Linked DNA regions of Mus musculus: region 1 is linked to region 2. The links are chromatin loops, found by intact Hi-C in ENCODE. Cell type or tissue: heart. All regions are shown on one strand.

The links. Hi-C counts contacts between places; a loop is a spot of excess contacts. Peaks named below come from ENCODE experiments on the same cell type or tissue, not always from the same donor. Only the 100,000 strongest peaks of a DNase experiment are listed, where the experiment ranks them.
Region 1: a loop joins it to region 2, with 2.9 times the contacts of the local background. A loop is called at or near these places in 7 of 42 quality-filtered maps.

Annotation. Positions count from the first base shown.
Region 1 is chr9:75,208,913-75,211,412 of GRCm38, reverse strand. It overlaps Myo5a (myosin VA), which reads right to left. Exons shown (of 41, transcript NM_010864.2): 36 at 2,110-2,199; 37 at 245-395. Among named protein-coding and RNA genes, the nearest start is that of Myo5c, 22 kb to the left of the region's middle. In heart, a CTCF peak has its summit at 964; no DNase peak of the experiment used is centred here.
Region 2 is chr9:75,281,985-75,284,484 of GRCm38, reverse strand. Myo5c (myosin VC) reads right to left here. Exons shown (of 41, transcript NM_001081322.1): 25 at 2,469-2,500; 26 at 499-592; 27 at 275-338. Among named protein-coding and RNA genes, the nearest start is that of Gnb5, 23 kb to the left of the region's middle. In heart, a CTCF peak has its summit at 1,480 (motif pointing left); no DNase peak of the experiment used is centred here; H3K27ac peaks cover 492 bases; H3K27me3 peaks cover 522 bases.

The DNA of each region.
Region 1 (2,500 bases), 73 kb after region 2:
CACAGTAGCTGGAAGTCTTTCTGACAATTAGACGAAGGAGCAAAGTCTACTGCTAGAGAGAAGACAGAGCTTAGTCTTTAGAGAGGAAGTCAACACGGATCCCAGTGCTTCAGACACGTGGAGCCTGACTTCTGTCGCAGTTACCGCTTTATGTTCTCCACATGAACTCATGCCTGTCACACGTACGTACCACTGACCTCATTTGTCAGCAAGCACCCATGATGCTCAGCGACACTGGTCTTACCTATCATTGGCTGAAGAATGTTCTCTAACACCCTCACAAGCTGCTGATAGATCTGAATGGCCAAGTCACTCAGTACTTGCCGATATTCAGCAAGGTCAAAATTGGTGAGGCAGTGCTCATTCTGGCGAGACGTGTTGTGCTTCATAAAGCCCTAGAATCAACACAATGTTAGTGGTGCACAGGAAGCCAATGTCTCTGTCTGCCTCACTCTGCATCCTGCTCATCCCTTCTACCTCGTGCCAGGGTCACTATTCTCAATGCTGTTGCCTGTGTTTTCACACCTGCATTACCCTCTTCTATTTAGCTTTGAATGACAGAGGACCTTGGCAATCTATACTTAAGGCTTTCTAGCAGCAAGATGGGGAAATTTAACTTAAGGAAAGAACATATGTGATTGATAAAACAGCAGGTCTACTGCCAAACACTAAGTAAATAATTGAAAACACTCTTTAACTCTTTAAATACAGTCCTATGCATATAATTACACCCAGAGGAACATGCATAAACTTCTTGATTAGAATAGTTTCTTTATGAACTAGAAAACAATTGAGCTTTGTCATTTTATTCTAACTCATGGTATCTACATGATGATTTCAGTCAGCTCTTAGAAAAGTCTTTCAAATAGCATTGGCTTAGAAGGAGAGCTCCCCAGAAAGGCAGTGCATCTTCCAGTCACTTTCCCCTAAGTATATGGCTCACTGGCCCCACCTAATGACAGAGTAGCTTAGTGGATAACGCAGTCTAAATGAGGGGCCAGGAGGATCACCTTCATGGCCTTTCTCAGGATTCTGCTCCCTCAGGCCCAAGTTCTAGATGTCCTGCTCATCTCTGTATATCCTGCCATCCTGCCGTGACAGTCCTTTGTTCTGCCTGTCAGAGAGTATTACTGACCAGTTTCTTTGCTGCCTTTCTGACAAAGAATGGGGAGATGGGATGGGGTGAGGTCAGGCAACAGGTCTCTGAGCTGTGCAGATGCAGAGTCACAGCTCTGCTCCTTGTGTCAAGAGGTTACAGACTAATGGATGAATCTCACTGAGCCTCATCTGTAAAATGGGTTTACTGCCAATGATTGTATCAATTACATGTCAAAATATACTGAGTACTGTTAGACACACAGTAAGTAGCTTTTAGTTTAATCAATACTTTAGATTTATACTTGGCTAAACTCTATCAAACAACAAATAAACACTTCACTACAAACAGATACATATGTGATTCTTTTTTTGTTTTCAAAACAGGATTTCTGTGTAGCTCTGGCTGTCCTTGAACTCAGAGACCCAACTCTCTCTACCTCCATGCCCAGGCGTATAAACAATTTTTTGTTGGTTGTTTTTTTTTAAGATTTATTTATTATTATATGTGAGTACCTTGTAGCTGTCTTCAGACACACCAGAAGAGGGTGTCAGATCTCATTACGGATGGTTGTGAGCCACCATGTGGTTGCTGGGATTTGAACTCAGGACCTTCAGAATAGCAGTCAGTGTTCTTAACCACTGAGCCATCTCTCTAGCCCCTGTTGGTTGCCTTTAAGGAACTTAGCCTAAAAAGATTCATTTCTTTAAACAATTCTATATCCCAATCCTAAACTCATAAACTAACACAACATGTAAAGAACAACTTGTTTTCTGGTAATTACTCTCTGAATGGTGCTTGGCTTGCTTTTGACATGCTGTCTTTAAATGCTAGGAAGGAAGAAGCTACATCACTGCCCCATTCACCATGAGACAGCAAACATCATCAAAGCAGTGCATTTCCTGTTTGGGGGTTTGGAAATTAAATTAACATGATTCAAACATTTTTAAACTTTCCCTTTAAAAGGTCAAAAAAAGTAAAACATGTTGTTTTTACCACTAAGGTTTTCTCACCTCCTCTCCACTATATTGCTTCAAACAGTGCAAAAATCGACATGTGTTAGAGAGCCAGAAGGAGACAGTTTCAAAATCGTCACCTCTTTTCTGAAAGAGAAAAGAAATCTAAATCTGTCTTATCCTTAGGGAAAAAGTTAGGCAGACACAGAAGACACACTTCTTTTACAAACAAACCATCATAAACTATGACACAGATAAACCAGACTGTAGTTTTATGCCATTGCCAGTTTACCTCAGTCTCCTGATATTTGCTACTGTTCTTGCCGTCAGAAAAGTATGCTAACTTAGCTGTCTTTTGTGCAGAAAAACTTTACTTCTCAGCTGACTCAGACAGACTCACTTGCTTGGGATTAATGAAGGGAATCAGTAAGAGCTAAAGGCACAAAGG
Region 2 (2,500 bases):
CTTACCCACGAAACCATCTGTCTTTCCAACCCCCAAGACCATTTTGAAGCAGGGTCTCTCAGTGGCCTGGACCTCACTGAGTAGGCTACACTAGCTTCTCGGTAAGTGCAGGGATTCTTCTGTCTCTACCTCCCCATTGGTGGGTTACACGCATGTGAGTCTTCTTCTGAAATGCACGGACTCTTGGGATCACACTCACATGTTAACACTTTGCCGAGTCATGCCTCCAATCTGTTTTACATTTGTAAATGTCTGATAATGTAAAATCGATTACCTGCTTCTAACATCTTCGATGTCATAGCTCTCCAAAAGCTGCTTGGTGACCTCTGACATCCGTTCTAGAAGGAAAGAGAGAGCAGCAGACATTGAATTTGGGCATGACTTCACCCCCATGGCATCTCTGCAGTTGTTTCTACGGCCTACCAGCTGGCCACCCTCTTAGGTATCCAACTAGCAAGCTGCCCAGACTACCCAGTAACCAGTCCATGCCCCTGGTACCTCTCATCTCCCGTTTCTGTGACTGCACGTGCTTTTCCACATCTATCTTCTGGGCTTGCAGCAGCTCTATCTCCTTCTCAAACTCAGAGATGGTCTAAATCAGAGCCGCAAACAGATCCAGTGCAGAGAAAACAGCCGTTACACTTCTCATCAGGCAAGGGCACACCCCGTCACAGAGCATATGGTGGCCTCCCGCCTCCATGCGGCTTCCTAGCAGGAATCTTATCTACTCTCACAGCCTCACATCTTGCCCTGAAGCAGCTCAACTGTGCAACTGTTTGCAGGCCTACCTGGATGCAGGAATGAGCTTCCCTGTTGTAACGGAAGGAAACAATCACAAGTTTGCCATGAGACAGGCAGAGGGCAAGACGGGTAAAACTGCAGGTCGGAAGGCGAAGGTACATTGCTAGGAGGCGTTTTGTCACAGAGGCAGGGGAGGCTAAGCAGCCTGGGAAGACCACCAGGGACAGTTTCCCATGAGCATCTCTGCTTGTTAAAGGGGCTGCATCCACCTCTGTTCACTCTGCAAGTTCATCTCGAGGAAGGTATTTTTCATATTTTGTAGCTAAGACAGATAGAGATATTCTCAGGGGTAGCAGGGGTAAAAAGCCCTCCTCAAATATTGTTATTCGGAGTATTGACAGGTTCTAGCTCCCAATTCAGAGAGGGAGGGGATCAAATACTAGTGCTCCACTTCGACACCTAGTCCTCCTAGCAGGCCTCGAAGTGAGTGGAACAAGCTGAGCCCGCATCGATTAGAAAATGAACTGAAGGTTAAATGACACATTTGGGATCATGTGTCAAGCTCACAGGACTGCCCAGGCTGAAGCCTTGGTTCTTTTCTTGGTTCTTTACATATTTCAGGTAATGTTTACACTTCCTTATTTTCTTCAGATCGCATCACAGAGAGCTTGACAATGACCTTCAAGAGCTCTGAAAACCAGACCTCTTAAAGCATCAGAGGAAGAGAGTGACATCTACTGGTGCCTCCCTCCAAGTGCAGGCTCACAGTTCCCCCGATTTAAGATCAGCCTGGAGAGATGGCCCTACAGTTAAGAGCACTGGCTGCTCTTCCAAAGGGCATGGGCTTGATTCCCAGCACCCACATGCTAGGATTACAGAAGTGCGACACTGTTTCTGACTTTGGTGCTCTGGGAGTCAAAGCTGGAGCCTCCTGTGTGCTAAAAAGGCAGTCTACTAATCAGGCTGCATCCCCAGACCTGAAGTCCTCCTGATCACCCATGTGAATTTTCATGTAACAGTGTAAATGGTGGATAGCAACAATTTCACTTCAGTACAAGAATTCATAAGTTTATAATATGATAAACAATAAGGGTTCACCTGAATTTATAACTTAAATAGGTAGTATTCTTTTAGTCAATCTATTTAAGTAACTGTATAGTTACAATCTTAGAGTGTTAGAACCTGACTTTTCAAATATGAAATACATTTTCAGACAGCCCAGAGGCTGGGACGGAGAGAACTGAGTACCCGGGTGCTGTGTGCCTTCAGTCTGTATGGATGCTCCTGTTGTCTGATCCCTTGGGAATATATAGATGTTAAAGTAAGATGGGGCTAGAAAGGAGAGCACCCTCTGTGACTCAGACTCTCACTTCCCCAAAGGTTGTTTCCAAACACCCTAGCAAGACAGAGTTACAGGGGGCACCTCCTGTATGATGGACACATCTTACTTAGCTAAAGGGCTGAACCAATACCTCCTCCCCTGCCACCCAGGAATCCAGGATAACCTGGGTACAGGCTACCCATCCTCCTCATTTTGCCTGAATCTGTAAGAAGGGGTTCCCTAGCAACGCCTCTTCTGAGCTCTCTTTAGAACCCCTCTTTGGTGTTAATAAATCTCTTAACAAAAGAACAGCCCACTGGGGTCCCTCTGTACCCAAATCTCTGCATTTCTACTGTTTCTGTGAAGATCAAGGGCATCTCTGGAGGAGCTAGAAGGCAGCACACACCTTTGCCTGCTTGCTTAGGCGGGCCACCTCCC